Linked DNA regions of Homo sapiens: all the other regions are linked to region 1. The links are chromatin contacts, found by Hi-C in ENCODE. All regions are on one chromosome and are shown on one strand. The core of a region is the stretch at or near the end of the contact, and the rest is flanking DNA. Distances in the headings are between cores, read along the strand shown. Region 1 holds the start of TBC1D15 (TBC1 domain family member 15). Region 2 holds the start of LLPH (LLP homolog, long-term synaptic facilitation factor). Region 3 holds the start of KICS2 (KICSTOR subunit 2).

Region 1 (3,709 bases), core at 139-2,638:
TAATCTTCAAATACGCAGTAAGTCAAGCAGTATATCAGCATCCACCCTGAATATAAAAAGAAAAAAACTGACAAGACAACCAAGGAGCACGAATAATCCAAAAAAGGATGCCCACCTATCCTTTAAAAGAGCCAGTAGGTACAAGTGTGTAATTTTATGTTTTTTTAAAAAAAAATTTATATAACCCTAACAACTCCAATACAAGAAATAATGATTGGCATCTCCTCCATTCTACAGATAAAGAACGCGAAAAGACAAAAGTCACAATTGCCCAATTTTCCAAGGTCATACTTCAGATTAACAGCAAAACCAAGCCCATATTTGTCATTCAGCCGCCTAGTCTAATACTCCAAACACCAAACCACAAACGCTGTCAAATAATTCAAAATGGGGTAGGGAAAGCAACAGGGAGACATGAGTGAAACTCAAGGAACAGAGGACGCTATCTGCAATGAGTAAACAACCATTAGTGTTCGATGAGTCACTTCAGTTGATTCCAGCTGTTTATGAAATACTCCTGCACTGGGAAATACTATCGGTGGCATATCATAAAGCTGATAGCCCTAACTATGCATAAGATGTGCCCTCGGAACGCGAATAGGCACTATTCGACGAAATCTCCGCACGTAATTCTAGTTTCCAACGAAATTAGGCGTGTCACTGACCACCTCCGTAAACCAGCATGACCAATACTCCTACTGAAATGCCTAGGAAATAAATATTTGGACGCCTTCCTAGACAAGCACAGGATGGTGTAAATCTCCATTTCTCTCAGGAAACACGTCCTGCTGCTCACAACCACCAACCAACTCAGCAGCTTGGTAAAAACAGACCCAATACACTCGTTTCTTCTAAGCGCACAGCTAGCTGCCTAGCATCTATTCAGCTCCTCCCGAAGGAAGCATAAACATCTTCACCAAACTGTAGCAAAGAAGACAGAGGCAAGTCGGGTTAACGCTTCAAAGAGAGAAAAGACGCTGGAGTCAGAAGAGTAGACATAAAGAACTAGAGTCAAGAAACAGTGAATCGGGGGAAAAAAGGAACTAGAGAGCCACCTGTCCCTTAGTAAAGGTAATACGAATAAAAGCCTCTCTGCTCTGGGGCAGAAGAGCGCCGAGGCCTAGCTGGCCTTGGAGCAGTAGCCGGCTCTATAACTCCGCGGCTGAACTGGCATTCTCGGGAAACCAGCTGGTACCACCCAGTCTTCTCCTACAGACGCCACGGGTTGTCCGGACACAGAAAGTCCCTCGTGTCCCTCCCCCAACCAGCTGCCAGGGAGCAAAAGCATCCCCGTCCCAGAGAAAAGCCGAGGTCTTCCTGGAGGCCGTTACCTACCTTCCCGCTCACAACACCCGCCGCCGCCATGTTTCCTGCGCGTGCCTGGTAATGACGTAGCAGAACCTCACGTGTCTCTCGGACATACAACAACATCCGGCAAAACTAGAATAACATCCGGGCGGGAAAAGGGCGGGGAGTGGCGGGAAGGGAGTGGAGGAAAGGAGCCGGGCGGAAAAAAGCCGCCTGACGCGTGCGTGCTGAACTGGGCTCAGAGACGGCTGGGGTGGAGTCTCAGGCCTAACGCTACGCTTGTGCTTGCCCCACGTCCTCCCCAAGGAAGACTGCTAAAATAATGTGTACCTTACTTGTATTGGAGTTTGTCGAGACTCTGAAGCTAGCGCAGGCCACGCCAGTTTGGTGAGATGAAACGAATACCATACTGGAAGCCAGCAAGATTTGTCCTGGTTTTTTGTTGTTGTTGTAGAAAAGGAGTCTCGCTCTGTCGCTCAGGCTGGAGTGCAGTGGCGCGATCTCGGCTCATTGCAGCCTCCGCCACTCGGTTCAAGCGATTCTCAAGCCTCAGCCTCCCGGGTAGCTGGGATTACAGGCGCGCGTCAAACGCCCAGCTAATTTTTAAATTTTTATTAGAGACGAGATTTCGCCAATGTTGCCCAGGCTGGTCTCGAACTCCTGACTTCAGGTGATCCGTCCGCTTCAGCCTTTGCCCAGAGAGCTGGGATTACAGGCTTGAGCCACCGCGCCCAGCCCATTAGCCTGGTTTTGTGGCAGTAGGCAAATCACCAGTGCACTCGAAACCTCAGTTTCTTATAGTAAAATCAAGATAGTGGCGTTGCGGTGAAGATCCAAGAAAGAGCAGCACTAACATGGAGATATCCCAGGCACTATACATGGAGACTTTTCCCCTCTGTATATGAGGTTTCTCTATTTGTCTGGTCACTGCCACTCACACATGACCTCCAGCAAGGTATTTCGATAGGAACTGTGATAATACCACGCCCTCATAGCTGCAGAGCCCAAGGCACATAGTTTATAGCACCTACACATTACTTATTAGCTCTGTGACTTAAAGCAGGTTTCTAAATTTATCAGAGCTTCAGGATGTAAACTGGGAATTACTCCTGCATGGAGTGGTTGTAGGGATTTCATACGACAATACATGTGTGGTAAAATGATTTGTAAAGATACTAAGGTAAGAATTTTACTTGTTCTCAGTGCTGTAAAAGAATGCAGAGAATGATTATATACTACCCCCTTGATAACTCTGGCACAGATCTGGGATTTCCCTAGCTCCGGGGCAGAATAAAAAGTCCCTTTCACCAAAAACACTTGTGTCCATTGAGGTACTTCCGTCTTCACACAGTGGAGAGGGGTTAGAGGCTTTTGAGTTTGGTTGAGGTAGGTGGCAACTAGCTGAACGACAGAAAAGGAGAGTTGCCGGTTATGTGACTACCAGGAACCTAATAGGTGAGGAAAGTGGTGGAACCTTAGGTGGGAATGAATGCGTAGCATATTAGGGAGATTGCGTGCTAGGTATCTGAGATTCCAACCATGACCAAGACCCTTATGCCCAAGCTTGGCAGGGAATCAAGAAAGCAGCTCACCTACAAGGGATGAATGAGGTGGGAAAATGAGAATATTAGCAGTAATCAGCATTGAGTGAAGACTAGAGGGCCTTTTCCAAATGTACTGGACTGAGACTAAGACCCCTAGAACCTTCATATAATCTTGGGTGTGGAGTGGAAAATCCTACTGATGACCCAAATTACATTTTCCACCAGCTCAGAGCATTGGGATGTGGTTAGAGAAAAATTTTAATGTGACATCACATTTCTTACACCCTGTGTTTTAGAGAAAATTTGAAGCCCTTAGCACAGTGCCAGGAATAAAAGGCTCAATAAATGTAGTTATTACTTATATTTTAAAATATAAGTTTGAGAACTACAGGCTTCTCATTGAAAAGCATCATTGGCATCTCAGGTTCATCTGCTACTTCTTGACCTTCTTAAATTTCATCCTACAAGTGTGCCTTAAATAATGGCGCTACCCATGGGCTGGCCTTGGGCCTCTCTTCCTTTTTCTCCAAACACTATTCCTGGGCCGTTATCCTCATATTCTGGCATCAAAATCTCCTATGTACTGATGACTCCCAAATATTCCCAGCCCAAGTCTCTCTTTCCTAAACTCTAGTCCCTGTGTCCACTGCCACTGGACTTCTGACTTGAGTGAGCTAATCATACATCAAAAAAGTATAAGCCTTTACTACTCAAAGTGTATGTGTACAGACCAGCAGCACCAGCATCAGTTGAAAGCTTGTTAGAAATGCAGAATCTAACTGGGCACGGTGGCTCATGCGTGTAATCCCAGCACTTTGGGAGGCCAAGGCAAGCGGATTACTTGAGGCCAGCAGTTC
Region 2 (3,270 bases), core at 323-2,822, 5.7 Mb after region 1:
CTAGAACTGCTTTTATATAACTGGTGAGGGGACATAAGTAAAAAGGAGTAAAAGGGTGTTTTACTCAGCTGTTTAAAGCACTTGTAATGCTAAATCATGGCATGGTATTTTAACAACATGACATTTTCATAATAGGTAAATTATTTTTTCTGGTGCCAAGTGCCTATTCAAAAGTCTTGTCCTGGTATGTTAAACAAGATACAGTAAATATGGACTATCAGAATATAAGTTTTCTCTAAAATGCAATGTGCACTTATATTTTTGGGTGAGGTAGCTAACTTCTCATTTGAAAGATGAGGTACAGTATATGGTTAACTTGTAAAACAGAAATTCACTTGCTTTATAAGAACGAAATCTCATTTAAATAAACCAGGTTTCTTAGGCATGCTTCCTTTTTTTATATCAAATGTTCTAGGTTTTTTTCAGCCTCTTTAACCTTGCTATATTCTGAATTCAGTAATTTCCATACTATGCATGGTTTCATAAAGGACACAAATTTAAAGAAAAAAGGTACCCATAGATTGCCTCAGAACCCCTTTTTCTGGCAACCAGCAGGAGTTTACCAGGCCATCATTAAAGACATGTTTTTTGGGTATATGTCGTAAATCTCTAGAAACATTGCTTACAAATAGTACTGTGTAGCTATACTTTTGAAACTATAATGTAAAAAGGGTACCATTTGTTGAACTCTTACAGCATCAATTAGGTTGTATTATGTTCACTTTAGGGACAAGGAAATTCAGGCCCTTATGACATTAATTACTCACCCATATCGTTCACAAGTGTTGGAAGCAAGAGTACAACACAGACCTATATGGTTCCAAAGCCTATGCCAGTAGAAATAGTTGTACAGTAAGTGTTATTCGTGAGCTAAGACAATCGTCCTAGGCTTAGCATTGTGTCTGATACGTAAGTGATCAGACAGGTAAACATTGATAGAACTGAAATCCTTTGATCATTTTACCCTTTAAATTCTTCTCTGGGGTAGGAAAAGCTTGTTTTCTGTTTTTGGTAACCGCTTTGAGTATAACTGACATGCAATAAGTTGCACATATTTAAAGTGTGCAGTTTGATACGGTTTTACATATGTGTACATCTGTGAGGCCATCACCCGAGATGAGAAAATGCACAGGCTGCAAATAAAAATGATCTCAATACGGCCTCTGGAAGAACACCTGATCTAGGCTGACTTGATCTAAGGAAATACATGAGTATCATGTAAACGCTGAGGTCAGATCTAAAGGTCGGCTCGGAGCTCCCTATCTGACAAGTAGGGTCCCCTGGCCAGGTTCACTCCATAGGTTAGTCTCGGGGCTACCCTGCCCACGTCCGGAAAGCGGACCTACCTGGGGCCTAACCTTGACCGGACACCCGTCAGCATTCTCCAAATCCGACTTCTACACCTGTATGGGACGGACCAAGTTTCTAGGTCCGCGATCACACCAATGGCGGAAGCTCGTCAGCGCCCGGGTTCCAAAATCCCGCCTCTCAAGGCTTCTTGAGACATTTTGTCTCCCGGCGTGCAATGCGTCCGCCCCGGGTGGCCTCCGCCCGGAAGACGGAAGTGCAAAGACTTCCGGTCGGCGTGAGCGTGAGGTGTGGGTGTTCGTTTCTCAGGTGAGTTCGGTTCCTCACCGGTCCAGTGACACATGGGACTTGGGGCTTGATTCCGCCACCCTTGGAGAATTTCGTTTCTTGACACTCGCTGGGCTATACTTGAGCTCCAGTCCGGAGATGCAGGCCTTGTTGAGGGCGAGGGTTCCCCTTGCTCTTTTTGGTGGGGGCCCTCCGGCTTCCGAGTGCACTGGATAAAGTGGAGCCCACCCCTGTCGTTCACTCCCGCTGAAGTTAACTTCGGCCCTCAAGGTTGTTTGCCGCCCGCTTTCCTAGCCCCTCGCAAGGGTTGAGTTATGTAGACAAGGGAGCGGAATGACTGTGATTGCCGGCGTTCAAAAAATGTTAGTGGTTCGTTCAACAAGTATGCAAAAAGTGTGCGATTCAGCAGTGAACAAGACCTTTCCCTCTACCTTCGTGGAGTCTACAGTCTGGGGAGAGGGTCGGGGGGCGTGACAGAAAACAATGGTTTCAGGTTGTAACACTTAATAAGCAGGGAAGGGAGCTTACGGAGGTCAGAGGAGTCCTTTCTGAGGTAGCGAATGAAGGAGCAAGCCTTGAGAAGAGCAGTTGCCAGGCATAGGGACAGCAAATATGAAGGCACTGACGTAGAGATAGTTTGGACTCTTTACAGACGTAGTTGGTGCCTGCGGGGATGGGGATGGAGAATGAAATGAAATAGAGTTGAAGGAGGCAGGGGACAGATCACAAATGACCTTGTAGATCTTGAATATATATGAGGGAGGAGGTCTTTAAAGAACTCGAAGAAAGGCAGTGAATGCTTTTTTAAAAGATCACACTGAGCACCTTGTGGAGGATTTAGGGCGGAACTGAGTGGAAAGAAAACAAGAGTAGGAATAGATAAGTTTACAGTCGTTAAGTTGGCTTGAGAGGATGGATAATGAAGATGAGGTGAAGTGTTTATAAAAATCATTTGTAATTTGTAAGCTGTTGCATAAATGTAAGGTGATGACGCTGTTGCATTCTGGGGAAATTAAATTTCTGTATTTTGTAAAGAAATTCAGCCGGGCGCGGTGGCTCAAGCCTGTAATCCCAGCACTTTGGGAGGCCGAGGCGGGCGGATCACAATGTCAGGAGATCGAGACTATCCTGGCTAACACGGTGAAAACCCGTCTCTACTAAAAATACAAAAAATTAGCCAGGCGTGGTGGCGGGCGCCTGTAGTCCCAGCTGCTCGGGAGGCTGAGGCAGGAGAATGGCGTGAACCTGAGAGGTGGAGGTTGCAGTGAGCTGAGATCGCGCCACTGCACTCCAGCCTGGGACACAGAACAAGACTCTGTCTCAAAAAAAAAAAAAGAAAAAAGACATGCAAGGTGCTTTCAGAATTGGTTTGATTTGTAGTTTGCTTATGACCACAAGTTTGATTTGATATCTTGTTATTTAGTGACTGTGTATGTACCATGTTGATCTTCATATAAGTTGCATGTTAAGTCCTAAAAAGTGAACAGATTGAAGAGTTTTACTTTTCACTTGTTTTGTAGAGATACCTGTTGGCCTGGTTTTCTAAGGATTTGCCTGTTTTCTTTTTTATATTAAAGATTTGCTTTTGAATGTGTGTTTTTGTTAACTTCAGGTAAAACATGGCTAAAAGCTTACGGAGTAAGTGGAAAAGAAAGATGCGTGCTGAAAAGAGAA
Region 3 (3,262 bases), core at 551-3,050, 7.6 Mb after region 1:
AAAAAAAAAAAAAAAATCTTCCTTGAAGCTGGGCGCAGTGGCTCATGCCTGTAATCCCAGCACTTTGGGAGTCCGAGGCGGGCAGACCATTTGAAGTCAGGATTTTAAGACCAGCCTGGCCAACATGGTGTAAACCCCAATTCTGTTAAAAATACGAAAATTAGCCAGGTGTGGTGGCACTGGCCTGTAATCCCAGCTACTCCAGAGGCTGAGGCAGGAGAATCACTAAAGCCTGGAAAGCGGAGGTTGCGGTGAGCCGAGGTCATGCCACTGCACTCCAGCCTGGGGAAAACTCCAGCCTGGGGGAAAGAGTGAGACCCTGTCCAAAAACAAAACAAAATAAAACAACCAAAAAAAAAAAAAACTGCCTTGTATCATTGTTAACAGGGTTGATCTTATCCAATTACATTCTTGAGTATAGGGAACAGGTGCACAATACCTATTCATTAAAATTAGATTAGTGGGATTTCCTTTAAAAGGTAGTGATGATGGCAGAACAGCTCTAGTTTGAGAAAAAACGAAAATAGGCAATTCTCTCATTTGTTCAACAAACATGGCTGCGCCGTCCAATATGAAAAGATTATAACTGTAAGTGAACCCTACTGTACCCTAGGGATCTCACCACTTGGGGAAAGAGATATGTAAATATATGCGATTAAATAGTGTGACTAAGAAGCATAAAATAAGTATGCACAAAGAAGAAAGGAAAAAACTATTGAGTAGTGGGTAGTGTTTCAAAGTAGTGGACATACAAGTATGAGCCGGGTTCATGGGGTTTCTTAAATGCCAAAGGAACTTGTAATTATTCTAAATGACAACGTGCACAATTTACATTAATGTATTCTTCATTCTGGCCAGGGGTGGTGGCTCACACCTGTAATCCCAAAACTTTGGGAGGCTGAGGTGGGAAGATTGCTTGAGCCAGGAGTTTGAGACCAGCCTGGCTAACATGGTGAAACCCTGTTTCTATTAAAAATACGAAAATTAGCCAGGTGTGGTGGCGCTGGCCTGTAATCCCAGCTACTAGGGAGGTTGAGGCAGGAAAATCGTTTGAACTCGGGAGGTGGAGGCTGCAGTGGGCCGAGATCTCACCACTGCACTCCAGTCTGGGCGACAGAGCGAGACTCCGTCTCAAAAAAAAAGAAAAAAAAAAGATAACTTTTTAAGGAAGGTTAATGCAGTTTGGGCCAGGGGCTCTACTTATTAGTTGCAGGGCTAACACAGACCCGGGAGAACTAGAACGGGATACAGGTGAGAGTTAACCGGTGGTGTGTGATGTGATGAAAACTAGGCAATGGGAAGGAGATCAACCTTTACCCGTCAGTCTTCTAATCTCAGCAAATCACTTCCATGAGTTGGTGTAGAAGGTGTCAGGGCTGACTAGGGTCCCTGCTGTGAGTGTGGGCACAACTCCAGGCACTTCCCCATCTCCCAGCCGGCCCAGCGAGGTGCCTGGAGAGCCCAGGCCAGATGTTCTGGCCAGGGCTGACGTCACGTTTGCATGACGTCACCAGCGCTGACGAACCACACAGAGAGGGGCCTGTCAGCTCACCTCAGAGCGCAGGCAACTTCTTAGAGCGGGGAACTGGCCGCCTCCTATTCTACCTTGACGGTCCGAATAGTCAGAGCTACAGGAGCCGAAGCGCCGAAGGAGCTCAGCAACCGCTACCTCCCTCTTTCCTTGGCCCTTATCCGCGTCTTCTCTAAGGCCCAGGAGCGGTCCCGGCAGCGGCGCGCTCACGAGTCCGCCGGTGGAGGCGGTCACGCGCACGCACGCTTGTGCGCAAGCCCGTTCCCTCAGAACCCGGAAGTGCGAGGCCGAGGAGAGCCACGTGGGTCGAGCTGGGGCGCAGCTCGCATGGGGGAGTCTATCCCGCTGGCCGCCCCGGTCCCGGTGGAACAGGCGGTGCTGGAGACGTTCTTCTCTCACCTGGGTATCTTCTCTTACGACAAGGCTAAGGACAATGTGGAGAAGGAACGAGAGGCCAACAAGAGCGCGGGGGGCAGCTGGCTGTCGCTGCTGGCGGCCTTGGCGCACCTGGCCGCGGCCGAGAAGGTCTATCACAGCCTCACCTACCTGGGGCAGAAACTAGGTACCTCCGCCCCGCCCCCCGAGCCCCTTGAGGAGGAAGTAAAGGGGGTATATTCCCCAGTCGGCAGTGGCTTGGGTTTCCCGTCTCTGTGTCACTTCTAGTCGCAGGCTCGACTCGGCATTCCCAGATCTCCTCCCACCGTTCCTTTCCTTCCCTGGGCTTCCACAAGCCCCGCCCACCGGCCTGCGCTGCTGATAGATTGGCGAACTGGGTAGATGCTCTTTGCAGGGCTGTGACCCAAACCGAAGGGTTTGCCCTTTTGCCTCGTGCATGGATTGATGCCATAAATGAGAAGTTAACCAAACTATGTCTTCATTGTTTTAATTAGTGACGCTGCAGCCAGAAGAGCAAAACTTTGCAAAACAACCTAGTTCTATTACTGAACACTGTTGTGTGGCCTCTTAAGGTTAAGGCCCGAGAGTCACATTTAGAGTCCTACCCCGTCTTCATAGTCCCCCAATACATATTTAATGACTAAAGTAATAAATGAATATTGGGCAGGAAAGGCAAGAAATATGCCTAACACTAGCAAGAAGAGACTTAAGGGGAAAATGGTAAACACTCTTAGCACTTCATGTACATCTTGCCTCTGAAATAAGATTCAAGAGCTGATTCAACTGATTTTTACTAGTAGAAGCAATAAGTATAAGTAGATGAGAAGGAAATAATAGATGTAAAAGGCATGGAATATGCATACAAAATAATATTACTGCTTAATTATGACAAATAAATATATTTGAATCCTAGGGGTTTCAGAGTCAGTACTTTGACCTGTTTTAGACTCTTCAATTTTCAGAAGCGTGAGGTCTGATGTGAATGAAGGACACGTATATAAAATACAGAGAATAGAAATGTAAAATTGGTGTAGATTTCATTTTGATCCACCCCCCCCCGTTCCCTAACCAGCCCCCTACTTTCCTTATATTGCCTGAAGGTGACCATGTACATCTTATTGAGCTTTCAGTAAACACTCAAGAGACAGGGCTTCCTGAGTTCGTAATTGCTGTAGCAAGTATGTTGATTTATACATACTTATTTAGTATGCTAATTTATTAGCAAAAACTGGTCAGATAGTTTCACCTTATTTTTTTCCTCCCCTTTTTACAATGGCATTTCTCACAAATTTGCAGTTGCTGCTATGGTGTTATTATTCCCCTTTCTATAGATTA

Evidence for each region. A loop is a pair of places that touch in the nucleus more often than their neighbours do. Pooled maps may share reads with other maps.
Region 2: a loop to region 1 is called in a pooled map, with 10 times the contacts of the local background. The contact joins the promoter of LLPH here to the promoter of TBC1D15 in region 1. A Hi-C loop is called at or near these places in 3 of 50 pooled maps.
Region 3: a loop to region 1 is called in a pooled map, with 14 times the contacts of the local background. The contact joins the promoter of KICS2 here to the promoter of TBC1D15 in region 1. A Hi-C loop is called at or near these places in 7 of 50 pooled maps.

What each region holds. Positions count from the first base shown.
Region 1 is chr12:71,837,438-71,841,146 of GRCh38, reverse strand. TBC1D15 (TBC1 domain family member 15) reads right to left here and starts at 1,388. Exons shown (of 17, transcript NM_001146213.3): 1 at 1,336-1,388. The coding sequence starts at 1,365.
Region 2 is chr12:66,129,052-66,132,321 of GRCh38, reverse strand. It overlaps LLPH (LLP homolog, long-term synaptic facilitation factor), which reads left to right and starts at 1,572. Exons shown (of 3, transcript NM_032338.4): 1 at 1,572-1,617; 2 at 3,209-3,270. The coding sequence starts at 3,216. LLPH-DT (LLPH divergent transcript) reads right to left here and starts at 1,571. Exons shown (of 2, transcript NR_125724.1): 1 at 1,347-1,571. RefSeq lists enhancers at 1,549-1,658, 1,699-1,848.
Region 3 is chr12:64,220,834-64,224,095 of GRCh38, reverse strand. It overlaps KICS2 (KICSTOR subunit 2), which reads left to right and starts at 1,800. Exons shown (of 3, transcript NM_152440.5): 1 at 1,800-2,093. The coding sequence starts at 1,859. It overlaps LOC124902952 (a long non-coding RNA gene), which reads right to left and starts at 1,747. Exons shown (of 2, transcript XR_007063347.1): 1 at 1,553-1,747. RefSeq lists enhancers at 1,347-1,406, 1,487-1,676, 1,827-1,916, 1,398-1,992, 2,027-2,086 and 1 more.